7 separate regions of the Mus musculus genome follow, and all the other regions are linked to region 4. A link is a loop called in an ENCODE intact Hi-C map of the cell type or tissue named here. Cell type or tissue: heart. All regions are shown on one strand.

What was found. A loop is a pair of places that touch in the nucleus more often than their neighbours do. Peaks named below come from ENCODE experiments on the same cell type or tissue, not always from the same donor. Only the 100,000 strongest peaks of a DNase experiment are listed, where the experiment ranks them.
Region 1: it touches region 4 in a loop (6-fold over the local background); 12 of 42 quality-filtered maps call a loop at or near these places.
Region 2: it touches region 4 in a loop (2.7-fold over the local background); 10 of 42 quality-filtered maps call a loop at or near these places.
Region 3: it touches region 4 in a loop (9-fold over the local background); 24 of 42 quality-filtered maps call a loop at or near these places.
Region 5: a loop joins it to region 4, with 4 times the contacts of the local background. A loop is called at or near these places in 13 of 42 quality-filtered maps.
Region 6: a loop joins it to region 4, with 5 times the contacts of the local background. A loop is called at or near these places in 20 of 42 quality-filtered maps.
Region 7: it touches region 4 in a loop (5-fold over the local background); 10 of 42 quality-filtered maps call a loop at or near these places.

What each region holds. Positions count from the first base shown.
Region 1 is chr5:31,612,174-31,616,173 of GRCm38, reverse strand. Mrpl33 (mitochondrial ribosomal protein L33) reads right to left here and starts at 2,223. Exons shown (of 4, transcript NM_025796.3): 1 at 2,152-2,223; 2 at 1,553-1,571. The coding sequence starts at 2,173. All of the region lies in intron 2 of Gm38424 (a long non-coding RNA gene), which reads right to left. In heart, a CTCF peak has its summit at 1,993 (motif pointing right); a DNase peak (open chromatin) is centred at 2,133; H3K4me3 peaks cover 1,466 bases; H3K27ac peaks cover 1,676 bases.
Region 2 is chr5:32,315,281-32,319,280 of GRCm38, reverse strand. Plb1 (phospholipase B1) reads right to left here. Exons shown (of 59, transcript NM_001081407.1): 27 at 2,609-2,690; 28 at 2,153-2,257; 29 at 1,958-2,053; 30 at 1,745-1,816; 31 at 710-748; 32 at 231-291. Gm36840 (a long non-coding RNA gene) reads left to right here. Exons shown (of 3, transcript XR_376851.3): 3 at 630-1,579. Among named protein-coding and RNA genes, the nearest start is that of Gm36840, 38 kb to the left of the region's middle. In heart, no CTCF peak of the experiment used is centred here; no DNase peak of the experiment used is centred here.
Region 3 is chr5:32,196,225-32,200,224 of GRCm38, reverse strand. No RefSeq gene overlaps it. Among named protein-coding and RNA genes, the nearest start is that of Gm36732, 13 kb to the right of the region's middle. In heart, a CTCF peak has its summit at 2,302 (motif pointing right); DNase peaks (open chromatin) are centred at 2,314 and 3,984; H3K27ac peaks cover 504 bases.
Region 4 is chr5:31,561,952-31,565,951 of GRCm38, reverse strand. No RefSeq gene overlaps it. Among named protein-coding and RNA genes, the nearest start is that of AI839979, 7.4 kb to the left of the region's middle. In heart, a CTCF peak has its summit at 2,205 (motif pointing left); DNase peaks (open chromatin) are centred at 671, 2,221 and 3,471; H3K27ac peaks cover 1,844 bases.
Region 5 is chr5:31,695,988-31,699,987 of GRCm38, reverse strand. Rbks (ribokinase) reads left to right here and starts at 2,378. Exons shown (of 8, transcript NM_153196.1): 1 at 2,378-2,478. The coding sequence starts at 2,387. It overlaps Babam2 (BRISC and BRCA1 A complex member 2), which reads right to left and starts at 1,938. Exons shown (of 12, transcript NM_144541.1): 1 at 1,911-1,938. In heart, no CTCF peak of the experiment used is centred here; DNase peaks (open chromatin) are centred at 1,487 and 2,017; H3K4me3 peaks cover 2,060 bases; H3K27ac peaks cover 1,822 bases.
Region 6 is chr5:32,137,719-32,141,718 of GRCm38, reverse strand. The region is part of intron 1 of Fosl2 (fos-like antigen 2); the gene reads right to left. Among named protein-coding and RNA genes, the nearest start is that of Fosl2, 3.2 kb to the right of the region's middle. In heart, a CTCF peak has its summit at 1,755 (motif pointing right); DNase peaks (open chromatin) are centred at 2,028, 2,688, 3,148 and 3,944; H3K4me3 peaks cover 1,955 bases; H3K27ac peaks cover 2,000 bases.
Region 7 is chr5:32,301,348-32,305,347 of GRCm38, reverse strand. It overlaps Plb1 (phospholipase B1), which reads right to left. Exons shown (of 59, transcript NM_001081407.1): 20 at 2,639-2,712; 21 at 1,998-2,041. Among named protein-coding and RNA genes, the nearest start is that of Gm36840, 51 kb to the left of the region's middle. In heart, a CTCF peak has its summit at 1,933; no DNase peak of the experiment used is centred here; H3K4me3 peaks cover 822 bases; H3K27ac peaks cover 264 bases.

The DNA of each region.
Region 1 (4,000 bases), 50 kb before region 4:
AAATCAGAGAATCAGCCTCTGAGGGCATCTCTCATGAGGAGCAGACATCTGGTGGGAGAATATATAGGGTGACAGTAGTCACAGCTACATACAGTAAGGCAACCCTGAAGATGGCTGCCTAAGGAGAGCCAATCTTCCAAAAAGACTGATAGCAAGAAGGGACAAAATAGATCTCAAGTTTTACATCACTGATGCACAGGCCCTGGGCACCTTTGTATCTCATTTAGCCATCCAAACCAGCAAACTTATCATTTATCTCCCTGACCTTTGAATACCTGTGCTGTTACTTTCTCGTATGTGTGTGTCATCTTTGCCTCCCCACATAAGCCATTCGTCATGCCATTACACATCTGAAGCACTTGAAACCACAATCGGGCATGGAGGCTCACATCTATAATTTCAGCACTCTGAAGGCTGAGACAGGAGGATCAACCTGGACCACAGACTGAGATCCTGTCTCAAAACAAAATAAAGCCAAGAAGGCCACATTACTCCTCAAACAATGCCCCTGAAGACTACAGTATTTGTTGATGGAACAAGAAAGACAATGATGCTAGGTATGGTGGTACAGGCCAATAACCCTAACCACTTAGGAGGCTGGAGCAGGAAGTTCACAAGTTCAAGGCCAACCTGGGCAACTCATTGAGTCTGAAAACTTAGAAAAACAAATATGAGGCTGAACAGAATTCAGGAAGAGAGCTTGTGCCCAGCATGGGCCTAGGTTCAATGCCCAGTACTGGAGGGGAGAGAGGGTTATATAATTAACATAATTATCCATTCAGTCACACGGATTCAACAAGTCTCTATGGGGTACTTACTCTGTGAGGAGCCCTACAAGACACTAAGTCTGTGCCTCCTAGGGCTGAAATTATGGAACAGATGGACTGGCCCATAGGCAAGGCACAGGTCTAGCCTCTCAGTTCCAGCTGCCTAACGCTTAGCTCTGCAATCTTTCTAGTGCTTGGACTGACTTCTATAAACAGGCTCTAGGTTTCCATCAAATCAGAGCTCATCTGTAGATTCCTGCAGAAGACTCAGGCAAATGGCTCTGGTTAGGTAGAGCCAAACAGATCACCAGCCTGATGCTTGCTTTAGGAGCAAAGCAATGAACTAATAGATTCTGAGGTGAGACCAGAAGCAAAGTTCCTTTACACAAAGGCTGTGAATACTCCCTGGGACAGAAGGGAGACAGCACAGTCCTCAACTTACATCCTCAGTTTACCCAGTGCAAATGCACTGCTTTGCAAGAGGCCACATTTCCCACTGTGCTCTCTTCCCCAGTTAGTAACGGGTACCTCGGCTTCCTACCAGCCACAAAGGGAAGAGGAAGCAGGGTTGCTAAGCGACATGATCTGTGGTTTTGGTATATCAGATGCATTCTCAGCTTATGTATCTGCAACCCAGGATCGAACTGTCAATGGTAGCACCATCAAAGGACTTTTCCCCCAAGGTGCTCACATCAACAAAATAATTAACCAAATAAATAACCCCAGATCAACTCTTGGGAGATCAAACCCAAACACTGGGCCAATAAAACAAAAACCTTACTTACTTTGACTTGCTCTTGGCAACTTGTGTGTGTAAAGGTTGGAAGAAAGAAAAAAGATAAGGTTGTTATTTTTTTCATTCGAAGTGCTTATCAACATTAGTTGTAACCAAAAACACTTTAAAAGTATTCCCCACTTTACACTAAAATAACTTTTTCCTGGTGTGAGTCTGGCCCACACAATTATGAATGTTTTGTTGTTGTTGTTGTCTTGGTATAATCAACAGTTGTCTGCCATCTTAACATCGTTCTAAGTAATATCTGCTCTATCCCCACCCTTCTATAGTGTAAATATTTGTACTGCAACACAGCTCTTGTTTGAACTTTACAGACTGCAGCAAAGTCGCCTGAGATGCTAACTCTAATCAGGATGTCAGCCAGGAGCCAGGCAGCGGGGTAATACCACAGCGGCCAGTAGACATTCTTCGGACACCCCTGCAGAGGGCGACGGGGCTCCCGCCGCCTTCTCACCAGACCCGGAGGCGCGCCGCGGGGTGGCAGCCGCCGCGCCAGGTCCTCCACCCCTCCGGGCTCCACCTCGGGACCTGCGGGTCACCGCCTCGGCTCCACGCCGCAGGCCCTGCCGCCGCCTCAGACCGACTTACAAGAGACAGCGGAGAGCAGCATGGTCCACCGATTCTCACCGAGACCCGCCTAAAGAGCTCAACGACTACTTCCGGGGCATGCGCGGGTTCCGGTAGAAGGCTCAGGAAGTGGACAGAAGCCACGCCCTCCCCTGAAGTTCGGGCAGTCTCTGACTCAGTGATTTATTGGTAGTGAATTTTGTGGTATTATGGGAAGGACCCCCCCTCCATACAAAAGATAATACTGCCAAATATCACAATACCCAGATCTGCCTGGCTCCAAAACATGTAGCCTTTCCCAAGAGACACTGATCTATCTTTTTTTTTTTTTAATTTTATTATATATTTTCTTTATATACATTTCAAATGCTAGCCCGAAAGTTCCCTATATGCTCCCCTACCCACCCTGTACTGGGGCATATAAAGTTTGCAATACCAAGGGGCCTCTCTTCCCAGTGATGGCCGACTAGGCCATCTTCTGATACATATGCAGCTAGAGATACGAGCTCTGGGGGTACTGGTTAGTTCATAGTGTTGTTCCACCTATAGGGTTGCAGACCCCTTCAGCTCCTTGGGTGCTTTCTCTAGCTTCTCCATTGGGGGCCCTATGTTCCATCTTATAGATGACTATGAGCATCCACTTCTGTATTTGCCAGGCACTGGCATAGCCTCATACGAGACAGCTATACCAGGGTCCCTTCAGCAAAATCTTTCTGGCATATGCAATAGTGTCTGGGTTTGATGGCTGATTATGGGATGGATCCCCGGGTGGGGTAGTCTCTGGATATTGTACTCTGATCTACCATTTGCCCAGCAATATTTTTATGCCTGTGCAAGAAGTCCTAACTCCACCACCAGGGACCTCACTGGTAACTTCATCTCCCAATTAATAATCAGGATTTTATTATTTTTGCTGTTGTTTTGCTTAATTTGTGTGTTTATAATGACTCTCCCTATATTATAATTTATTTTTACGCCTGAGTGTTTTGCTTGCTTGTATATTTGTGTACCACTTGTGTGCCTGGTACCTGAGAAGTTTAGCATCATGCTTCAAATCTGGAACCAGAGTGTTATGATAGTTGTGAGCCACCATGTGGGTACTGGAAAGCAAACCCTACTCCCATACAAGAGCAACAAATATTCATAGTGGCTAAGCAATCCTCTCTGGCCTGTTGTTGTTGTTGTTGTTGTTGTTGTTGTTGTTGTTGTTGTTGTCTTAAGTGATCTTCTCAGCAATGCTGTATTTCCATTTCCATGTGAGGAATCCAAGGATAAGAATAACTAACTTGGCCAAGGCTGTTCCAGTTATTAGTGGAAAGTCTAGGTCTTGAATCCAAATCTTCAAAATCTGGAGGTCATATTTTAAATTTTCAAATATGGCAGGCATGTACTTAGTGCTAGTCTAGCTAAATCAGAGAGTTCCAGGTTCAGTAAAGATCCTATCTCCAAAAAAATTAAATAGGGTAGAGAGAAAGCAACATTGGCCTGTCCTCCACACATGCACATATGTTCATGTGTGCCAGTTCACATGTACACACATATAACACAGGAACACAAAAAAGATACCATGTCTCTTGAATGCTTGAATGGAGTGTGAAGGAGGCAATTACTTTCTCCTCCCATTAGGTACATCTGCCTGTTATTTACACCTAACACAGTGCTGGCAGCTGGTGACTTGATTAAGATGTTACTGATACAGATGTAATTCCAGATTTAGTTTTTCTTTCCACCTGAACTTAGCCCTCTATGCCTTATAAAGTGCAGAGCAGCAAAGGCAGCCAGAAAGGAAAGGTGCAGTTAGTTAGGTAAGGAGAACAAGTACAGCCTTTGTGGAAGCTGGAGTTGGGGAGGGAAGAGAGGACACCACTGT
Region 2 (4,000 bases), 750 kb before region 4:
TCAGGCCCAGTGTGGCATTCCCTTCTTGTTACATGCTGATCCAGATGTAGAACTCTCAGCTCCTTTTCCAGTGCCATGTCTGCCTGCCCACTGCCATGTTTCCTGCCATGATGATAATGGACTAAACCTCTGAACTATAAGCCAGTCCCAATGAAATGTTTTCTTAAGAGTTGCTGTGGTCACTGTGTCTCTTCATAGCAAAAAAAATCTTAACTAAGACAGGGGCTTACCTGAGGTTGGTGGTGAGGCAGAAGGGGCTCTCTCCTCGCACACCATCCAGGTTCCATTACCCTAAATACAAAGAGCCAATCCTAGAATCTTAGGATTAAGTGGGTGGGAGTCAGGCAGCAGAAAAGCTGGATGGATATCAGTCTTCCTCAGCAGAGCCCTGGGTCCTATTCCTGGGGAGGGGTCTCCAGGGACACTGAATATCAGCCAAGCTGAGATGTTGTAAGTCTGACCTCTTTTTCATCCAAGGTAAGACTCAGGGATAGAACAAATGACCCACCCCACCGTCTACCTTTTCCTTCAGCTGTGTAAGGCTAGGTTGATTCTACTCTCGCCCATAGAAGTTGTGGGTGGAGAGATGGTTTTAGGAAAGGGAATGAACCCTCTGTTTTTTTTTTCAGGAATTCTTACCCATCTTCCCATCAACAGAAGCTGCCCACCCCATTGCCCAGGGAGCCAAAGAGAAGCCATAGATAGATACCAGGTTGCTGTTCTTGGTAGTGCTCAGAAATGGCGAGGCCTGTGGGAAGAGGTGAGTGAGCAATGGAAGGAGTTACACCAGCCTAGACATGCTCTTCCGCAGCCTCCTCAGGGCCACGACCAGAGCTTAGACCCTTCCAGAAAGGCTGACCACCCTGTGCTCCTGCCCAGGATGTATCCGGTCTTCTCTGCAACCTGAACCAAGTCCCAGAACTCAGACTTAACCCTTAAGTAGCTACCATATTCTTTCTTGCACTCAGCCTATTGGCTAAGGATGTTGGGCCTCTTTTTTCTACCCTACCCCTTCCCAACAGCACCCCTGTCACCCCCAGGTGCCTGCCATTTGAAACCTACTTTGCCCTATAGAAACCTGAGTTCCTTTTTACTTAAGCAAGAAAAAGCAGACCCCCCCTCAACCCCCAACTTCTTCTCCAAATAAGCCCTGGTCCAGTAGTTCCCAGTGAGAATCCTGAGACCCTTTTGGGGACCCAGAGGAATTCTGGGTTGCGAGGCTGCAAAACTCTAAAAATCTGACATTTTGTGAGTAGAATTGGGGCCCTACTCTGCTGATAGTGAAGATCTGTTTTCCTAGCTCTGACTTCCATCTTAACATCCTGCCTGCCTCCACTTTCCATCCAAGCATGCATCACTCTGATGCTTGGTCTCTTGCTCTTCCCAGCTGGTCATGAGCCAAGGGCTACATGGAAACAGGTTATCCCTGTCTCATTTGCCCTAGAAAATCTCCTATCCTTTCCATAAGAGCCACCACTTCACTCCTGCCTGTCCAACAGAGGTGTAGCCTGTCTAGACTTGTGTTGATGTCCTTGCCATCAGAGGTGAGGAAAACACTAGAGGGTCCACGTCACTGTGGGTCTACCATTCCTCTCTGTTTAACCAAAGGGGATGATGTGGCTTGACAACCTGGAATATGGATGGGGTGGGTGGGTGGGCAGAGAGGAGCTAAGATGAAGGCTTGGGCTGACTGGGCAGAGGAGATGCTATACTCAGAGGGTGTTCGTAGGAGAGCCCACTCTACCTGGTTCGGACACACGATAGGGGCCTTGATTTCAAAATTATTATGTCTTGTCTTGTGGCCCACAGGTTCCAGCTTAAAAAAAAAAAAAGCAAGAAGACAGGGAATGAGTAATAGGCAGACCAAGCAGACTGGTCAAGATGCTGGGGGTGTGGGGAGGAAGGGAGATGCAGGTAGCTGGACCAGAAAGGAGGATTCTTACCCTACAGCTCTTACCATGTTCTTCCAGAGGGCAATGGCTGAGCGGGCATGAGTCTTGGCATTAAAGTGGAAACAGTCAGGGGCAAAGAAAGACTTGTCGGGCACGCCCTCCTAGTCACCAGGCAGAAAGGGAGGGGCAAGTACAGATGTCAGAAAACTCAGCTGCTCACCCTGGGGGCTCCCCTCATCCTCAATGCCTCATTTCTTTACCGGGGTCCGTGGCATGGACACATTTTCAAATAAGGGCTGGACAACCACAGTGAAATTATCCCTCGTGTCATATCGTCCGCTATTAATGAGCTCTTCAGTTTTCTTCTGCCGGAGGAGACGGAGACAGGGGTTCGAATAGTGAGGAAAACAGAGTGAAACTGGTCTCAAGTCTTACTACCTACTCTTAACCAATACTCAAGTTCCTTCCTAAGGGAGGAGGAGGAGGAGACAGGAGAAGATGGGGTTCAGTGAAGTGTGTTCTGTGATCTCATACTGAAGCTTCATTCAAAGAAGCTGCTCTCTGACTCCTGTCATCCTTGAATGTATTTAAGTTGGCACAGTCCTTGGTAGTCACCACTCTCTTAGCCAAGGACAAGAGACTTAGCATCAACTGATTCTACTTGTGGCTTACAAACCTCTGAGAGTCCTTTACGGTGGCAAAACCCTCCTGCTTACCTGATAATCCCTGTTCCTTTGAACGAGGCTGGAAAGTTCTTCTGAGTTATCACCAAGGCCCAGGACACAAGGACACAGTCGGCTACCAACAAAACCAAAGAGCCCCCAGCCTGAGGTCATCATCCTGAATGATCTCTGGCCCAAGACTCTGTGTATTTCTTGTAAGTTGAAGAGTATTAGGAATTTGAGTCTGGATCAAAGGATGTCACAGAAAACAAAACAAAACCAACCAACCAACCAACCAACCAACCAACCAAACAAACAAACAAACAAAAGTCCATGGCCTGAATTTGCTCTTGGAAACAAGACCTTCCTCCTGATGTCTGTAGGAGTGATTTTTATGGAGCTGAGTCACCAGAAGGTTGTATGAAGATGTGCAGAGAGACACACCCTTCTCCTAAATAATAATAATAATAACAATAACAGTAATTGCTAGTACACGCTACATGTTAACAGTGCCAAGCACCATGTATTAAAATGTTTAAATCTCTTCATCATCCCAGATTTTTTTTTTCAAGACAGGGTTTCTCTGTGTAGCCCTGGCTGTCCTGGAACTTACTCTGTAGACCAGGCTGGCCTAGAACTTAAGAGATCTGCCTGCCTCTGCCTCCCAGATGCTGGGATTAAAAGCGTGTACCACCGCTGCCCAGCTTCCCAGAAGTTTTTATTGTCCCCCTTTTACAGGTGAGCAATCTGAAGATGGCACACTCTGTGATCCTAGTTATGTTGGTGGCTAAGGAAGAGGATCATGAGTTTGAAGCCAGTCTAGACAGCTGGGCAAGACACTATCTGAACATAAAAAGCAAAGGGGCTTGGGGGCTGCCTGTCTAGGGTGCATAAAACCTTGGGTTCTATCCCCAATATTAAAAAACTGGGTGTGGTGGTCTCTGCTTGTAATCCTAGGGCTCTAGTTGGTAGAGGCAGGAGGATCAGAAGTGTAGGCATAGCAGTCATTCTCAGCTCAAGGACCAGTTTGAAGCCAGCCTGGGATATACAAGATCCTCCCTTTAAAAAAAAAGACAAAGGCAAAAAGGGCTGGGCATAGTTCAGTGATAGCAGACTTCCCTAGCACATGCAAGGTCCTGAATTTACGGAGGACATCAGGGAGAAGAGATGACCAAGTTTCAGTGGTTAAGTAACTACCTCAAGGTCACACAGCCATATTGACTTGACACTGGTGGGAGCTGGGACTTGACTAAGAAGTCACTGAGTTAAACGGCTCTGTCAGTCTGCAACTCCACTCTGGTTTGTCCAGATCTGGCAAATCTGGACTTCCACCCTGGGTATAAGGTGATAATAGCCCGGGTGGCTCTGTGTAGAGGGACAGAAAGGCGGAGGGGCAGAGAGGGCAGTCTCAAAACAAGGAAGCTCTTGATCTTATCAACACAGACA
Region 3 (4,000 bases), 630 kb before region 4:
ATTTACTCATCTGTAAAATGGGCAATTATACTTAATAATTGCACTCTCTTGCCTCAATGCTCTGCGTGTCCTAGCCAGGATCAGAGTGACCTTGTTTTCTGACTCAAGGGCTTCTTGGGCCACAGGATGATTGGGAGGTGCTTACGAGTTGCACCTCCAGAGGCCTGGAGTTGCCACACCTTCCTGCCTGAGGGTCTTCAGCTCCAGAGGGAGGTGGGAATGTGTGCTGGTAGATGGGTGTTGTTGGGGGTTCCTTCCCTAGAATGGCATCTTCAAGAGGGCAGGCATCTTGGATTGCGCTGACTCCTATTGCCACATGTGTAGAATAGTGCCCAGCACCCAGCAGCCCTATAGATGGTTCTGGAATGAGTGAGGAACAGCTCATACCAGCCATGCATGTTTCTATTCCTGGCTAAGTGCTGTGTGGGATACAAACAGTACTAGTAGATCCCCTCCCACCCACAGAGCCCTCTGAGCTGTTTGCACTTGCCTCAGCTCCTTCGATCCTCATGACAAGTCCATGAGATAAGCGTCATTACATCCCATTATCCCCAATTCACAGATGAGATAACTGAGGCACAAAGGGTTCAAACTGCCCAGAGCCACATTGCAGGTGAATGGTAGAGGTTGAGCTCAAACCCAAGCTCTCAGACTCAAGACTGCAGGCGCCTGTGTGTGGCTGGCTGTGCAAGGCTCAAGTGTGAGTGTGTGTAGGCAGGAAGTCTTATGAGGAAGACTGAGGAAGGGGCAGGTGGGAGGAAGAAAGCAAAGCCGCCTGCTATGGTGTGGGGTTCTGGGCTGCTTTAGTGAGCAAAGACCAGGAAGAAGGTCCTCGAGAGGGGCCTGTGACCTCAGTAGGGAACATCTGCAGGAAGTACATGGCCTCAATAAGAATGCCACTCTCAGGCCCAGACAGGCCCAGCTCCTTGCAGCTTCCTCATGGGGCACAGATGCCAAAGATGTGGGCAAACAGGTTTGAGGAATACAAAACCAACTTGAAGCTTTCTCCTCTTCCTCAAACAAGGCACCCAGCCTGAGCCCTCTCTCCTAGACCATAAGAATTCTTTCTAAAGCTGTGCGTCCTCCTCTTGCCTTTGCTAAAGTCCTTACAAGCCTCTGAATCAAACCTACTTACTTACACACACTGTCCCAGCCACCCAGACTCTGCCCCCGAACCCTTGCCCCTGGAAGCCCATGATCTCTGTCAGTCCCTGACTCCTGTCTCTGCCTTTTGAGACCCATATGGGGACCCTATGAGTTCTGTCCTTCCTCTTTCTGTGTCCTGTCCCTGAGGCACCTTCATCTCCTGCTCGATGTCTGAGTTGGTCCTTCTACCCTGGCCTCAGTCACTGGCACCTTCCCTGTAATTGGCAGCTTCAGAGGGTGGGGCTCAAGGCTCTGTACCTGTACCAAACCCCACTTGCTTTTATGAGTGGCACAGCCGCTGGTCATCCTGCACTGATCCCTACCAGAGATCCCCGGGGGACCAGCAGCTTAGCAAAGGCCCTGAGGCTGTCCTACCAGAGGCCTGAGGTTGATGGGGTTAGAGGCCATGAGGAGGAGATGGGGGGCAGAATGTGAAGAGGAAGGCAGGGACAGAGGCTCACCCACACCTGCTGGCCACTCAGCAGGGCAAAGATCACCCCAGTTAGCACTGGGACACAGCTACTGGACAGGAGGACCACTACAAAAGCGGACACAAAAATGCCCTTATCTCAGTGAGAATGAAGTTTCCCTGTCTATCCCCTGTCCTGGCAAGGCCCCAAATTTCCAGAGGGAAGGTGTCTGGACCACTCACAGGCCAGACTGCTGGGTTTACTGCTCATGCCACATGACTGAGCCCCAGAAGCACCCACCTCAGTCCACCCAAAGACCAGATCCCCCCACTCCTGCTTTATCGATAGCTCTGGGTGCAGCTTATCCCATCCGAACAGCTGGAAATGGGCTCCCAGGATGCCGGCAACTCCTAAGAGAGGATAATAGTCAACCACTGACCACATTAGCCAGTGACTTCTTACTCTTTCATGCTCCTGCTAAGCACTTACATGTGTTGTGACTTGGTGACTTCACCAGGCAGTTCCCTGAGATGGTTCTGGAGGCTACCGCGAAATGGTTCTAAGCCTAGACGGGATAACCATATGCTCACCCAGCCTGGAATAGTCCCATCTTACGTCTGTTATCTCAGAATCAGTACTGACAGACTATCGTTCTCATGCTCACATTGGGTGACTGCTCATGGGCCCTGCTCAGAGACAGCATCATGTGGCTGTCCCTAGAGGAGCAACGGGGCCGGAAGAATCAGACACCAGAGGGCAGCAGTGAGCTGTGTTTGTCTGGCTTGTCTCTGGCAAGGCACTGGTCCCATGGTAGGATAGGTGGAGACTAGCTGAGGAAGTGCCCAGACAGCTTCCTTAGAGCTCCAGCTCTGTTCAGGCCTACTACAACCCAGCTGGGTCCATCTCTTCCATCTGCCCAACAGAGAGAGCCCAACTAAACATGAGAGTCCAGGAGGGAAGAGAGACACTAACTAGTCCCAGTCTACCCAGCCTGGCCAGCCTCCTGTCAGGCCCTACTGTGGGCTTCACAGTAGGCTTAGAACACTCTGACTTTGATGAAACATACAGCAGTTCCCACCATGGCACGTGGTTGGAGATGTTTTTAGCCTTACCAATTTTCTCTGTGTAGAGAGATGCCTCTCTCTGCAGTAGGCAGAGATGAGCATCAAGACACAAGGGGGCATCACTTAACGCAGATGACTGTTTTGGCAAAGAAGCAAGTCATTGTATAATAGAAGTCAGAGTGTCAGACAGAACCTCATTCAGACAGACAGACATCTATGCATATGGTAGAGAACAGACTGTCACTTGTTTGTCCAATATGGTTCCAGACGACAACTGTTGTCCTGACCCAATGATTACTAACATCCCACCTCTTGCGGTGTCCCAGTTTGGAGAATCGACTACACAGTGCTGCCTACGAGGCATCAACTATGTGCCAGGGTTGGTGGCAGACCTGGGGGATGGGGAGGGAGATGATGTCCCAACTGCCACTCTCCAGGACTCACTGTTGCTGCTTGAGGACACAGACTGGGAAAGGAATGGAGAAGGTGGGGATGGTCACACTGCTAGAGGTCCCCTCAAGAACCTGCCAAGAAACATCTATGGATAGATCTATCTTTCTTGGTTTATTCAGAATTTTTAATATTTTAATATTTTTCCAGCTTTATAAGCTGCTTTAAAAAAAACCCAAAACAATTCACTATGTAGCTCATAGCAATTCTCCTGCCTCAGGCTCCCAAACACTTGGTTTTTTTTTTTTTTTTTTTAATTGCATGTATCTATTTGTCTCTGTGTATGCTGGGCAAACAGGTGTATGTTCTCTACATTCTGTATAGGGGTACACCTACAGATGAAGGTCAGAGGGGCAACTTGTGGGAACTGGATCTCTCCTTCTACCATGTGGGTCTCTTGCTCAGATTCAGGTGGTCCAGCTTAGTGGTAAGTGCCATCATAGGCTGAGCCGTCTAGTCAACACAAGCTGGATCATTACAGGCGTGTGCTGTGCGCTGCTACAAGTGGTGCTAATCCATTTTCTGGTGTGTGTGTGTGTGTGTGTGTGTGTGTGTGTGTGTGTGTGTGTGTGCCTATCCTAGAACCAGGGATGCTTTCGAGGTGCAGGTGTCTTAATGCCAAATCCCTTACCAGCAAGCCCACAATCCACTCTTCCAAGCCCCTGCCTTGTCTGTAAGCCTCCTTCTGAGTTAGATCCTCTCTGTGTCCTGCTCAGTTAACTTGAGGGCACCCTCTGGTGGGCAGCAAAGTCTCCTTGTCCCTCCGCCAATGTTACAGGGGAACTTTGTCCTGCTTCTCAGCAGAGCATGGCCTGACCCCATCCCACGATATCCTGGGTGACTGCATGAAAACCCCAGAGCTCCCCAGCACTGGAGGAGTTTTGCCTTATTTAGACATGGTGCCCTGGAGGAAGGAGAAAGGGAAGGAGG
Region 4 (4,000 bases):
CCCAGCATAGTGATGTTAGGTATCTCAGTTGATCTGAAATGATTATTTGTAGCTATGAGGGTATTTTATCACCAAAAGACTAGAAATTAAAGATTGATACGTTCAATTTGGGGACCAAAAAAAAATCCTTTATTCAAACCTTAGTTTAAGCAGGTTTAACTGTAATCCTAGCACTCCAGACTGAAGGAGGAAAACTGAGGGTTCAAGGCTAGCCTGAGCTACATAGCAAGACTGTCTTTAAAAAAAAAAAAAAAAACAACTAAAAATCACAGCCATGCATCTCAACCAACTGAACACATTGTTAAGTATTCAAAGGATGGATAAGAGGAGTCCTTGTGGTGAAGGGACACTGAGAGGTCCTACCCGGCCTTTTGACACATGCCTGACTTGTTTCCCTAAAAGACCAGGTCCACAGGAGGCAACCTCAAGGATAGATGCTTGAGGTCAGTGACGCTCTCCAGCTCCCGAGATTACTGCACCCTCTGCCAATCCAGGCCAGTAATCCCATAACAATCAATTTAGGAGCTGTCCCAGCCCCAGGCCCTGGATGCCTCAATGATGGCATGTCCTCACTCAGGGAGTGCGGTGGCTGATGAGAACATGGGGCCATGGCAGTGTGTCCTGGACTCCAGTGCCCACACCAGCACTCTCTGGGGCAGCTTGGGACAGCTCCCCCAGAAGCCTGGCCAGCTGTGGGAGGTACTGTTCTTCTTTTCCAAGATTAGCTCAGACTTCAAACACCAACCCTGGGCCTGCTCCCTGCCAATGAAAACAGTATGTCAGGAGCCTCTTTAGGTATCTGGAGGACAGCTCCCTCGGCTCCGCCCTTCCTCATATGAGGTCATTGAATTGGGATGACAGAGCAAACAGTGACATGCGCTAGGACTTGTTCCCAGAATGATTGCAGGGATTCTCCAGGCCTTCTGTCCTCCCCACTTCAGAATGTGTGGGCAGTAAGCTCAACTGTACTTAGTAATTGGGTTTCTCGGCAAAGAGAAGGTAGGGCCTGGATAGACAGACACTAGCACAACCAATTCCTTCGAAGCCTCAACACACTTTCGCACCATTCTAATGTGACTTAAGGCGGGGAGGAATTCCATACCCCACTCTACAGAGGCGGAGGAGAAGGTGAACAGTTCAGCGTTCCGTTGCTTAGGCAGACTCAGGCTTGCAATTATTTTGTCAATAGTTTTGTTACATCTTCCTGCTTTACCAGAGTTTCTTAAAACTTGACTTTGGGAACCTTAAACTTCCTACTCTTTGCCTTGCTGTCTACCAACAACAGTTTTGAGCCACGGTCTCACATATACTAGGCTGGCCACAGACTCCCTATTAACCAAGAATCCTCCTGTATCTATGTCCTGGGTACTGCGATTAGGTGTGTGCTACAATGTTCCCAGGGCTTTGTGTGCACCTGGCTGGCACCTGGCTGTCACCACCTGAGCAAGCTATAGTTTCCAGCCCTGCTCTTAACTGGACCCACACTGAAAGTTAACTTTGGGAGCAGGGGATGGGAATGGCTCAGCATGGAAGAGGGCTTGCTCGATAAGCATGAGGACCCAGGTTTGAACCCCTAGATGGACACAGCTCCATGTGCCTGTATTTCCAGCATTGGGAGGGGCGGGGAATTGGGGCAGGAACGAACAGATCTAGAGAGCTCAATGGCCAGTCAGCTTGCCCAAAACAGGGTTTCTGGTTTAGCGAGGCAAACTAGGTGTGTCTTCAAAAGTCACTAGTTTCCAATCTGTTTCCTTCAACATCAATGACAGCCATGCCCTTTTTGCCACTCAAGTACGACAGAGGACAGATCTGGGGAAGGAGAGGTGTGAGAATCCTCTGTAAACCATAAAGTTGTAAGAGCACTATGGGATGGCCCAAATCTCCCACTGACTGTTCTCCCTGTGACTGGCGAATGACTCTCAAGGAGAAAACAAGGGCAGAAACGATGGGTTGGAAAGAGATTTGGGGAGCAGCCTCTGGTTGGAGAGGGATTTGGGGCACAGCTGTTGGACCTTGGCTAAGTCCCCGGGCTAGCGCGCTGCTTCAGGTGTCAGGTTTGGAAAGACACTGCTGCGCTGAAACAACTTGCTTCCCTCAACTTCCTTCAGAAGACTGGCTCTCTTTGATCCTTTTTTTCTGACTTGGAGCCTTTTCCTCAGACTTTGCAAGTTAGCTGAATAGTCGTGGTTCTCTACTGCCCTCGTGTGGTTGCTCCCTAACATTGCTGCATGGGCTTCGGAAGGGATCTGAGGGACAAAAGCCAACCTGACCAAGGAAAGCAAAGCCAAGCTTCCAAATCAGCACTGTCCAGGGCCAGCAGAAGACTTCTACCCCAATTAAAGTCAGCATCTTGAAGCCGGTGCTCCTCCATGGGAGGGGGCGAAGCTACTGTAGTGGGGAATGCTGACAACAGAGAGGCCACATGTGTGAAGACAGGGACAGAGGAAACTGGACTACAGGCTGGCTGTTCAACTTCTCTGTGAACTGAAGACTGTTTTAAAGGGACACTATTTTTAAAATGACACTTCGAAGAAAATAAAAACAATTTTACCAATCACAATTTTCTAATATATACACCTCTAGGTACAGTCACTCCTTGTTAACCATGGCTACCCAGGGTCCCCTGCACATGCCCAAATCACACCATGTTTGCTTAATAGAGCTCTAAGAAAACAGCCTACTTCAAAAGAAGAGGATTTGGGGGGGTGTCTGTTATTGAGAGAGGGTTTACTATGTAGCCCTGGCTGGCTTTGAAGTTACCAGGCTGGCCTCAAAGTTGGAGATTTAGATTATCAGCATACCTAATCAGGTGGTATAAAGGGCATGATAAAAGCACGCCAGGACTCATGATGACCAAAAAAGTACAGAAAGCCTAAGCGTATTGCAGGGATTTGATCCTGGGGAACCTTCAGGCTTCAGAGCCAGGCACTCCGTGTAAGGGTGTATCCGATGGCAGCAGAGCCAGCTAGCAGACAGGGGAAACCTGGGAAGAGGCCTGGCGTGAGGGCAGTGTGGTTTAAAGCTTTACTTGAACAATCTGAACCAGATGAGAGGGATGAAGAAGCTGCCCTCAGGAAGGAGCCATTTCCCTTCACATGCCAAGCTGGCTAACTCTTCTCCCGATGCCAAGTGCTATGGAGGAGAAAGCTGGCCTCCCATGGAATAGAGGTCTCAGATCCACCATGAAGCATGGTGTGGCAAACCCCTTAATCCAAGGCATGGCGAGGTCTGCTAGAGAACAGAGACATTGTGAAAACTTAAAGAGACAAGTCTCAGGATCAAAGAATGGTTAGTCACAAAGGAAGACCATTCTGGTTTGATAGCGTGACCCACTCACCAAAGGTCAACGGGCCTTATGTCATTTCCCAGAAGCTCAGCATCTGGTTGGATCAAATCCTGTATGGGATTCAGCCCCAACACGCCCCCCTCTTCCTCCAGGAAGATCCCTGCTTCTGACTGCCACAGAGCTGGCAGGCTTCCCTCTGGCTTCCATTTTTTCAGGAAGCCATCTACAGCTGCTGGTCCCTGTCACATGCTATGTGGTGGGTGGCGGCGGCAGCTTTTCAATGGTAAAACAGATTTCAGGTTACAGCTAAGGGCTTCAAAGTTAGTTCAGAAATGTGTTGGATTTCCAAAGACGGCTAACCCTTCCAGTTCTAGGGATGTAGTAAGGGCTTAGACTTCAAGGGGCTAAGCTTCATTCCAATTCCTATTTGTTTTGGAACAATTCTAGGAAGAATGTTTATGGCAAGCAGTCAAAAACCACTGATGGAATGTGCTAGGTACTTTGTATGGTAAGAAGTCTCTGATCTCAAAGAGTTTTGGTCTCAAGAAGAGGACACATACCTCGTGCTAATACTTTACTCTGCTTTTTCCTTCCCAAAGCTTTGCTGATGCCTGTCCACTGCACTGCCCTGTCATTTCTGCTATTAGATGCTACTGCCCTAAAGTCACACAAAGCCACTATGCTCAAGTAAACAAAATTTAGACATATGTGGTG
Region 5 (4,000 bases), 130 kb before region 4:
GAGCAAATGTCTCCTTTCCTATATATAGTATCTATCATAAAAATACATATATCTTATAGCATGGCATGACTTATAAGTCACTTCCATATGCAGCCTTGCCATTCATCTTCACAGTCTGGTATAAGGCATGTTTCTAATTCCCACATTCCAGGTGACTTGGGTAACTGTTTCTGGACAGTAGGCTCACCCACACTATCACTTTGAAGACTTTTCTAAACTCCACAGTCCTGCCTGATGTCTGCCCACTATGTCACAGTTCCTGGAGGGGGATGCTCATTTACTTCACATTCAAAACACACAGAGTCATCTGAGAAGCAAGCAGAAGGATATCTTATGACAAAAAAAAAAAAAAAAAAACTGTTCCATGGTTTGTTTTTTTCCTCAGAGTATCTAATTTACACCAAATTTCTCCAAGAAAGAGAAATCAAACTAACACCTCACACATGATCTCTGTTACTCACCTCTCTGCACAAACATCCACTCCCCCCCCACACACACACACAGTTTCTTAATGAATACTGTTTCCATTTTGTAAATACAAAAGCTAAAGACCAGCCAAATCAAGTTACTTATTTAATGTCACATAAAGAACAAACAGAAGGACTGAAATTCAGGTCCAGAGCTCTCTCAAATTCCACTATTCCTATCCTCTTCTCAAGCATTAATTACAATGGCCACTAAAGAAAGCACCAAGGTGAATTTTTAAAGCATACACTTCGGTAAATATAAAGACAAAGTCACGAATTTATACACATGATTGCTTTACAGCTAGACACCAACTAGGCTCCTGCTGATCCAGTGTTGGTACTAGCCTGAATGATTCACTAATTAAATGCCAAAGGAAACAACCTTCTCCAGACGCCAAACCACACTAGTGATTATGAAAACCCATTCCACTTCAGCAACTGTCAAGACGTTAGGATCACACCTGAGGGAATGGATTTCTGTCTTTATCTCCAGAACAGCAGCTATAATACAAGTTTTTGACAGTGCAAGGTTTTGTGCAGCTTCAAGATGTTTCAGTAAGTGTGACTTCACTAACAAATGAAAGTTAAAAAAAAAAAAAACTATACTGACTCCAAAATCAGGAATTTGAAGAGAAAAAAAAAAAAAAAGATGATTCTTTGGTACAATATGCAGGGATATGGATTAGAAACACACACCTCTCCTTTACATATGGCACCATTATAACTGATTCCAGAGAAGCAGGAAATTTTGGTGACCTGCCTCTCTTGAATGCTTGTTTTGCAATTTGTATTTCCTGATTTTGATGTATTGCAGACGGAAGATGCAAATATATAATTTTTATAAAAAAATCTGCTGCCGCAAGATAAGGTCACATGAGGTCTTTTAGTGGGCAGGCTGTCTGGGGAACACAAAGACGTATAAAGCACCATCTAGGCTCTCGCAATTAGGAGAGGATGACAAACACGGAAACATGTGCCCCCGTTGACGTCATGGAACGGAAAGGGGTGGCCTCCTGCTGCATCACGTCCACGTCATATGGCGCACGAGGGAAGTTACTGTGGGGGAGCAATTTCTCCACTGGGCAACATCAGGGAGGGGCGGGGAGAGCGAATTGGTTCCGATCCAAAGAATGTCCACCCATTCTGAGGAGAATCTAAAGGGATCCAACCCTTTCTCCCAAATTGTATGATGCCCTCATCAAGTGCAAAAAGAGGCGGGCTTCATCAGAAACCAGGACTGAACGAGATACGTGGAGAAAGAGAAGCCTCAGATCTTGGGGGCGGCTCTTGAGGGAATCCGCGTGCTGTGGGGCGAGCGGGGCATCTTTGGAACGCGGGCCTTCTCTTGAAGAGGCTAGCTCTCTGGCCATACTCAAACATGGCTCTCTGCGCCACCTGTGCGACTGAGATCCAACCTCCCCGCACCAGCCCGGGTCCAGGTACCTGGAACTTAAGTCCGATCAGTAACCGGCGACTAGACGGGGTACAGGTTACCCGAGCGCGCCCCCGACCGACGCACCGACCTGCGCGCGAACCGCGGGCCGGATGCGTGCGCGCTCCCCCGGACGTCCCGCCCTCTCCGGAGCCGGCCGGGCGTGCGCGTCCCCGCGCCGAGAAGCCGGAAGCTGAGGAAGGCGACCGGGTAGCGCCTGAAGGTTCCCGGGAGCTCTGGCCTAGTGCTTGGCGCGCTCTGTCATTCTCGCCGTGGCGGCCGGGCCCTGTGCTTGTGAGGCGGGGCAGGAACACCGGTCCCAGAGGGATCAGGACTAGCCAAAGGCCGGAGAGATTTCGGGCATTTGGGAGGGCGACCGGCACAGGCGGGTGGAACGCCCGCGTCGTTAAGGAGGACGGGGCGGCGTCCCTGGTTACGGGGTCAGGCAAAGGGCAAAGGGCAGCGTCAGGGTTGAGCAGGATTAGTAATGGCGGCGTGTGGGGAGCCCGGGAGGCCCTGGCAGGAGGAGGAGGCAGCAGCGGTGGTAGTGGTGGGTTCCTGCATGACCGACCTGGTCAGGTTAGTGCGGGGCCGCAGCGCAAGGTCTCGGGAGGGCGAGCCACACTGTGGATGCCCGGGCCTCGGATCGGTGGGCACCCACCATTGGAACTTTCCTGAAAGCTTCAGGTTTCCAAGCACGACTTCTGAGGTGAAAAGGCAGAATTCAAGTTTGTGGAGGTCAATGACAGAGGAAGGGACAGGGATGGGGGGTGGGGGGACTGAATGAAAGCTTTGATAGACACCCCCACCTACGGGCGCCCCCAAACACCTGCACCTGTTTCCTTGGCCAGGCTGCCCCATGACATTTTAACCTCTGAGAACATGATGTACCTACTTCACAGGGTTGAGAGCACAAGAAGTGTTTTGTCCACCAGACCCAACTGGGTATTACTGGATTGAACACGTGAAAGAAGGCACTGAGGCAAACACCTTTTCACTCATGTTGGCATTCCTGCAGTGTTCCATATTTACAGTTTACTTTTATGTGGAAATGTAACCATGGGCCAACCTTTGTGGTGAACCTAAGTGTGAATTCAAAATTTAAAACACACACACACACACACAAACATGACAATTACAGCCACTAAAAACCTGACCAAATAGTGCTAAATGAGAATAGTTGAGTTAGGTCAGAGAGGTTGTAGGGAAGATCCTTCTGCTTTGTCGTCTGTTTTTATGAAAACAGCTTTCCAAGCAGATAAGCAATATACATTGTAGAAAAAAAAATAGTTCAGGTATTCCAAAAAACTCAGGCCATATAATTCTGTTTATGTTAATAACCATATTTCCCAGCAACTTAGTGTCATCGGTCCCTAAACTATTTTTCCAAAAGATAGCAGAGAACTTTGAAATAAGGCCTTGGGGTAATCAAAACAACCAAACCCTTTCACCAAACTACCTATATCTACTTTAAAAACAGCTCCAGGGGCCTCATATATCTAACTTAATCTTGCTTAAAACATTATAAATTGTTATCAGATTCATCAAGATGGCTATGAGGTAAAGGTGCTTGACTAAAGCCTAATGCCCTTCAGTTCCTGGAGCCCAGTATGGTGGAAGGACACTACATATGTGATGCATGAGTGTGTACACAATAGATAGATAGATAGATAGATAGATAGATAGAATAAATAAGTCTATGCTTTCAAATTACCAAACACAACAGAAAAGATGGAATTAAAAAGGAGACTGGGGCCGGGCGTGGTGATGCACGCCTTTAATCCCAGCACTTGGGAGGCAGAGGCAGGCGGATTTCTGAGTTCCAGGCCAGCCTGGTCTACAAAGTAAGCTCCAGGACAGCCAGGGCTACACAGAGAAACCCTGTCTCGAAAAAAACAAAAAAAAAAAAAGAAAAAGAAAAGAAAGAAAGAAAAAGGAGACTGGGAGAGGCAAGTTAATTGACAAAAACCCTGATATGTTGTAGGGACTACAGAAATGGCCTCAACAGTTAAGAGCATTGGATAAAAACCACCTGTAACTCCCATCTAAAGGGTCCCACACCTCCAAGTGCATTGCTTTCCTACACACAGAGTTAAAAGTA
Region 6 (4,000 bases), 580 kb before region 4:
GCTAATAACTCAAAATTTCCAAACTTTTATCCTATACACATTATCACAGAGGACCTGCCCAACACCAGTCTCTTCTCTGTCTCAGCTTCATTTAAAAGAAGCAGTCTAGCCTGTGGCACTTCACTGCCAGGATGAAGGAAAGCAAGAAACAGAAAGAAACGAGAGGCAGAGCCCCCTGAGGGGTTATCCCCAGGTTACTCGGGTCTCCTGCTCTTTCTGGTGAGAGTCCCACTCCTGAATGGGAAAATTCCTCCTCTCACCCATCTCCTGAGTTCTGCAGTCAATCAGACCAGGGTTGCCCACACCCCTATTCCATGTCTTCCTTGATTCTTGTCTAATCATACGAGACATGAACGAGACAGTAGCCTGCTCCCATGGGAGGGCGGGTGGTCTGTCACCTCTTAAAGAACGGCTGGAAAGGAAGCCTAGTGACACCGGCCACTTGTCAAGGCTGATTCAGCTTTGTTACTGGCTCAGAGGGTCAAGTTACCAAGCGGGATTGGGACAGATACGTAGATCTCAAACAGAACAGCTGACATTATTTGATCTGCTGAGGTCACAACTCAACACACAATAGAGACGAACCCCGTCCACCCAGCAGTGAGGCTAATTTTTCCTTTTCAACACATAAACCGGAATTGTGTAACTAAGGGGAAAATGTCCAAGGCATAAACACAAAGATGCTGTCAGCAAGGGGCCATTTTATGAGCTTTGAATGGGAGAACATCTTTCCAAATGGACGCTGGAGACCGAGACCTACAAGACTTGGGGTCTCACCAGTCTGTCCATTCAGACTTCATGTGTCAGACTTAATTCCAAAGACCTTTTGGTAATTTTCAAATATCAAATTCACCATTCGAGAGAAGATTTGTTGGCAGGGAGAATTTTCTATATGCACTGAAAACAATAAAAAACAAAACAAAACAAAAACCCAGTATTGCAACGCCTTTGAGAACGGCAGTCTCAGCATTCAACTAAGCATATAGTCCAGCAAGGGAGGAGGCGATGTCAATGATGATGATGATGATAATGGTTTATGTGATTTAGGTGTGTAGGCTCTGGTGTGTTTGTTGTAAGAAAAAACAAACTAACAAACACACACAAAAAAAACACCTCAAGCCCTCAAATTTTATATTCAGTGTGAATAATAAGACAGTCAGTACAATACGATAATAATAATACACTCGATAATAATAATACACTCAGTCAATACAATAATGGAAATGTACTCAGGGTTTTAGAAAGGAAAATTCAACCACTTCTCAGACAGTTTATGACTGCTGTTTCACCCCATGGTGGTGAGAAACTGGGCACCTCCTCCAGGAGGAATCCGCGGAACAGATACATTCCTGGGATAACACTGCATGATCCAAATCTACAACATCTGTAAGATCACAAAAAACAAAGAGAGAAAGACCACCAATTCGCATCTCTCCCTTCTCCAACATTCCCCACACAAGCAGATGGGGAAAACAATCCTTGAGTATTTGAAAACACCATGGGCTGGGGGAGGCAACTCATGAACAAGAAAAAAAGCACTCTTTTATTCCAACCGGGCTTTATTAAAAAAAAAAAAGATTTTTTTTCTTAAACTCAGTTTTAATTCAAGTCATTTGTAGTTAGTTATTGTTCAATATATGACATTCGTTTGCCTTAAATAAGAAGAAAAATTCTAAGAATTTGGAAAACTAACGAAGTTTAACACTCTTGAGATTGGAAAAATACATTCTCAGAATAGCTCTTCCAAAAATGTCCTGTAGGGGGCACTAGAGGGGTACAGTTGAGGCTGACTTGGGAAATCACAGTCATTTCTGGTAAAAGTTGTTTGATGTGAGGAATGTCCCAGCCTGGTACAGTTGGCAAAAGTTCACTCTGGGGAATTTTGTGTGTGTGTGTGTGTGTGTGTGTGTGTGCGCGCGCGCATACGCCTGTTGGAAGAATGTGGCAGGGGGGAAAAGTTGGCCTGATGGTCCCTGATCCTGAAGGAAATGCCCTTGACTTACTCTCACAAGTCATCAGAACAGATAGCTGCCTTGGAAAAGTTCCGTGTCTTGTTTTGTTTTGTTTTTCATTTGAAGGGGGCCTGGCTGAAGAAAACAAGTTATGAAATGACCTATGTTTGTGTAACTGGCTGGATTGCGTAATGCCAGGGCCCTGAAACCGTAACAGCCAAGGAGCAGGGCACAGCATATATCTGGAGGTGTTGTCCCAGGAAAAAGAAAATCACAACAACAAAGCACACTCCAGGAGGAAGAGGTGCATCCACCTAGCTCCAAAAAAAATTAAATTGCCAGGGATTGATTAACCTTTGAGATTGAGATTATAGCTACAACAGGAAATAGTTTTCGTGTTTTGAGTTCCTGCCATAGACACAAGCAGAGGTCTTAACAAAGAGCTGTCTGCCTCCCACCCCACAGGTCAGTGGGGAAGTACTAGGTACTTAGTACTAAGACGCAGTATTAAGACCTTATGAAGCTAGATGTCGCGGGGGGGGGGGTCGGGGGGGGAGTGCCAGACAGCAAATTTATGGGGATACAGGACCCCACAAACAAGGAGAACAGGGGGAAAATAGTATGCACTTGCACAAGGAAAACCAGGAACTTCTCACAAGTTCCACTGATTGGATTGGTCCACCGTGCAGTCATAAAGGAGGAAGGCCCAGTCACTAACTGCCAGGAAAGCTTCCCCATGTAGAGGGCTGGGAGCAGAGCTGATTACAGACTTTATCTGGCATGTAATAAAGTTACCTTGAGCCCAGATTGGGGTGGGGTAGCAGCACAGACTTGGGAAGTAACAAAAACAGAGGCCTATCACTGGGACCACAGAACAGTTTTATAGACAGCCAGATCAGGGAGGGGGAAGCCTTCCCCCTGTTCCTCGTCTCCTACCCACCGCCCCGACAAGGCTGAGAGTTGGCTTAAGTGGCATTACCTTGCCAATCCCTCTGGTTTGAAAGACTTCTTGCTCATAAGGCTGAGCAGAATAGGCAGCTATACCTGAGAATCGCATGCACTGGTTGCTGCTAATTGCAAAATCCTCCTGTGTTACAGCATGCTAGGAATTAGCCAACAGCTGCTTTTTGCTTGGGTAATGAGGCCCTATTACACACTGCTGGACGGAGCTCTCTTCCTTCATCCGAGCATCGGTTTCCTGTCTGATTTGCTTCCAAAACAGGGAATTGCCTCCGCTCACATCCTGGGCTCAAAGCCCTAGTGACACAGATTATTCAGTTGGGGCACTGATGTCCGGTCTGACTTCCCATCCAGGCCCCAGAGTCTGAGCAAAGCCAGGCAGGGAGATTGTACTGTCAGTGCTCACTGTCTTGGTCTCATTAGTGGAAGAAACAGAAACGCAAAGCTTCTATGTTGGTTGGAAAGGAGAGGTACATGGGGTGGGGTTATTGGATTGGAAAGTAGGGGACAACAGGTATAAAGGACTCTAAACCCATTGATGAGTGATGTTTGGGTTCAACCCAAAACACCAAATGTACTGGGATGCAAACATAAGCGACTACTTCTCAGGTATGATTTGGGTGTTCAGTAGTAAGAAAGGGTCCACTGACTGGACCCTCAATGCTCAGACCAGGCTGTCTACAGTGGGTGCTTAGTAGGTATGGGGCTTGGGAGGAGCTAGACACAGAAAAGTCATTTAGAAGGACTCCCCAGATATGGAACATTACTTTGAGAGAGGTGCCCCTCTTGTCAGATTACAAAGAAAGCCATATTTTTATTATATTTCCCAGCTCACTCCACCCTTCCCTGGAAGACCCCTGACCTCCTATCTGGTTGACTTCTAAAGGTCAAAGTCAAGGCCATGGCTATTGGCTTATGGAGTAACTCTGGCTGCAGCCAGCTTGGCTAGGAACTCCCAGATGCTTGCCAAGGTGGGCTTCAGGTGGCAGAGGACCTTTTGAGTTCATGCAATTCCCTCACAAGATGGTGTTTGTGGTTCCTGCGACACAGGCCAGGTACCCTACCACCCCTACCGCCCCACCAATACC
Region 7 (4,000 bases), 740 kb before region 4:
TCCTTTAGAATTTATTTCATCTCTTTCTATCTTATCCATTCTTAGATTTGGCCTCTCGATCATACCCCAGAATTCTTAGACATTGTGGTCAAATTCATTTATTTCTTTAAATGATGTGTGATTAGAGAGTTCATTAGTCTTGTCCCCTATTCCCGATGCTTTCCCTATTTGGTTACAGCTTTTGGCAATGCTTTCATTAGGCTATTTGTCTCACTGGGTATTTTCATTTCTAACATTTCTGTCCCCGCACCCAATCTCAATTTTCTTGCTGATTTTTTTCCACAATACAGACTTTTTCATCCATACTTGTTGATGATCAATTCATGTGTCTGTCTTTGTGGTGGCATACCTCGCCCTGGAGACTTGCTGATCAGGGCAGAGGTCTGTCTCCCACACACCCTATCCTACAGCATCTGCTGGGTTAAATTTAAAAAGGCATTGGGGATAAGTTCTGTCCTGACCTTGTACCGACACAGCACATTTTACCTTTTTAAACAGCTGCCATGCACTGAATCCTGAAGCTCTATGATCAGGTGGTCCTCCCTCCTCTAAGAAAGAAAGCTGAACAGCTAAGCTAAGTGCATTAGGGGGAGCCCTCCTGAGTGGGCGACACTGTCGATGTCATTTGTAAAGCACTTTGGTGAATGATCTTGAACAATATGATGTCCAGCCATCTTGCTGGATCATCTCAAAGCCAAGTTCATCACACTCACGGGAGCAGTCTGTCACCTTCTGGCAACAGGGAACAAGGAGTTCTCATGACACAGAACTGTACCTATTTAAATTCAACACAGTTTTCTAAGAACTAAAATAGATAACAGACTTGAGGTCTGATCAGGTGTGCCAGTGTGGACATTATGTATCATATCCCTATTGTCTAAACTTGCTGGCTTAAAACTCAAATTGTGTCTTAGGTCAAGATAATGTACCAAAGGGATATATTTATATCTATATCTATATCTATATCTATATCTATATCTATCTATCTATCTATCTATCTATATATATATATATATCAGAAAAAATAGAATAAAACCAATCAAGTGCCTCCCAGGTAAAATCCTTAAAGGTTTCTGAGAAGCAAAGAATACACTGTAAATATTGCCTAACACCTTATTATAAGAAAGTGTAACTGGGGCTGGTGAGATGGCTCAGTGGTTAAGAGCGCCGACTACTCTTCCGAAGGCCCCGAGTTCAAATCCCAGCAACCACATGGTGGCTCACAACCATCCGTAAAGAAATCTGATGCCCTCTTCTGGAGTATCTGAAGTAAGCTACAGTGTACTTATATATAATAAATAAATAAATTATATATATAAAAAAAAAGTGTAACTGTAGCAATAAACACGGGCTTGGCAATACTAAAGATAATGAATCAAATAACATAACAGAAAGCACTAGCAATAGCTATAACCAAAAGATCAAAGGCAGACCCCTCAGAAAAATATAGCCAGGCTTTAAAAAACAAAAATCATCCAAGTAGGTGTTGGCAAAGCAATTAAGGAAAATATTGAATCCAAAGTATGGCAATGTTTGCACTGCCCAAGCAAGGTAGTTTCATTTCTCACTACTGCAAGTGCTGCGGGTTTACACAGTAAGGTCTTGTGAGCAGAGATGCTTAAACCCCATCCGCCACCTCCCACCCCACCCCACCCCCGCAACCCTACCCCTCGCTCTAGGTCCAGAATGCCTTCTTTATTGGATTACTTTTAAATGATCTGTCCTGAGATTTGGTTTAAGTCCTTCTTTCTTTCCTCACGCAATTCATTTATTGGATAGAGGCGATTTCCCGTTGGGGTGGGGGTGGGGGACCCACATAAAAGCAAACAAAACCCGCCAAAGTTTTAATTAGCTCAGGAGCTAAGAGAAGGCAGCCTCCGGGAAGCAGCGCTCCCTACTGCACACAGCTGCATCCTGCCTTGGGAGGCTGGCGACTGCCAGAGGGAGGCGCAGTGGGCTCAGGCGTAGCCTGCCGCCCAGAGCACCAGGGTACTCACTGGGTAGGGTGGTCACGGTTTTGATGGTCTCATCCCCGCCCACACTGTTGGTGAGAAGCAAGAAAGAAAATGACGGTTTAAAATGCCAAGCAAGACAGAGTGCCCTTCTGAATCACAGCCGGGTGGACTTGCCCTTTATCCGTCGCAGAAATGCAATTCTTTTCCTCCCTCCCTGTACACCGGAGCAAACAGACAAGAGAACTTAAACTGTTGCTGCTGCTGTTACTGTACTTTCAGCTATGAGCCCGCTCTAATGTTGGAGCAGGGAGAACCAAGTTGGTCTCTTTCATTACATTTCCCAATCCAGAGGGATTCTTTTGGGGCCACCAAGGGACCACTTGGCCTCTCCATTACCGCCCATAGCTTACCCTGGATCTTTCTCTTCGCTACTTAGCTTGGAAAAGAGTGCCTTTAGGAGAGTCAGGGTCTCCCGACCCAAGGCTAAGACTCCAAGGGAGATGTGCACGTTTAACCCTCCCCCCCACAAACTCCTGTCCAGGCAACACTACCTCCTGATACAGGTATTATAGTCTTGGGGATGGGAGGAGCAAATAAATTGAATTTGGAAATTTGTTGTAGAAAGATGGCCCATCTCCCACAGAGGTTTTCTAGAAGGCTCAGGGGCTTCTGGGTTCACTCACCTCCAGGACAGGCCTCGGTATTCAGTTAAGACATCCAAGATATTCCAAGGGCTGGCCCCAGCTCCATTGCCTGCCTGAAAAAGAACTCAAATAGCCAGTGGTGCCCATGCTTTTTTTCTCAGGGCCCAGCTGTCCACCTGTTTGAAGGCCTGCACCCTTATCCTGTCTAGGACATCTAGGAAAGTTCTAGAATCCAGATGGAACACCCTGTGGATATACCTCCCACCCTTTCTGGGATGAGTCTAGTACCATCTACAGCTATACCTCTCCAGGAAAGCCCTGCCTGGATGGCAAGTAGGAGAAGCGTGAGCCTGCAGTGTCAAGAGCCTATAGCATGTATTTCTTCAGAGCATGTGCTTAGAGGAGCTGTGCCCATTTTTTTTTTAAATTGTGAAACATGTAACCAGAGTAATTAAGCCTTTGAACATCGTGACATCCCTAGTACGTGCAGGTAAGAAAAAGCTGGAAGATGCAGGACATCTCCTTCCCTGAAGCATATATTTCTAAACTCCAGCAGAAATTCCCAGGTTATCTTCACTGCAGTTCAGTAGTGTCTTAGTTAGGGTTTCCATTGCTGTGAAGGGGCAACATAACCAAGACAACTCTTATAAAGAGCAACATTTAAATGGGGCTGACTAAGGTTCAGTCCTTTACCATCATGGCTGGAAGCATGGCAGTATCTAGGCAGGCATGGCACTGGAGGAGCTGAGAGTTCTACTTTTTTTTTTTTCTTGTTTTTTTTCCAGACAGGATTTCTCTGTATTGCCCAGGCTGTCCTGGAACTCACTCTGGAGACCAGGCTGGCAAGAGTTCTACATCTTGTTTGGAAGACAACCAGGAGAAGACTGGCTTTCAGGCAGCTAGGAGGAGGGTCTCAAAGCCCATCCCGACAGTGACACACTAACCTAATAGTGCCACTCCCTGGGCTAAGCATATTCAAACCACCACAATCCACTTCCTGGTCCCCATAGGCTTGCTCAAATACATGAGTCTATGGGGCCATACATAGCCATAGCATAATGCAAAATACATTTAGACCAACTTCAAATCTCCCATTGTCTATAGCAGTCTCAACAATGTTAAAAGTCCAAAGTTCAAAGACTCTTCTGAGATTCATGCAATTTCTTAACTGGAATCCCCTATAAAATGAGAATCAAAAAGCAGATCATATACCTCTAACATTACAGGATATACATTACTATTCCAAAATGTCATAGTGAGGAAATACTAGTTTGGAAATATCAAAGCTAGTCCAAAAACCAGCTGGGCAAATTCCAAACTCTGCACCTCCATGTCTGATGTCAAAGTGCGCTTCAGATCTACAACTCCCTTCCTCTCTGGTGACTGCAACAACTTCTTTTG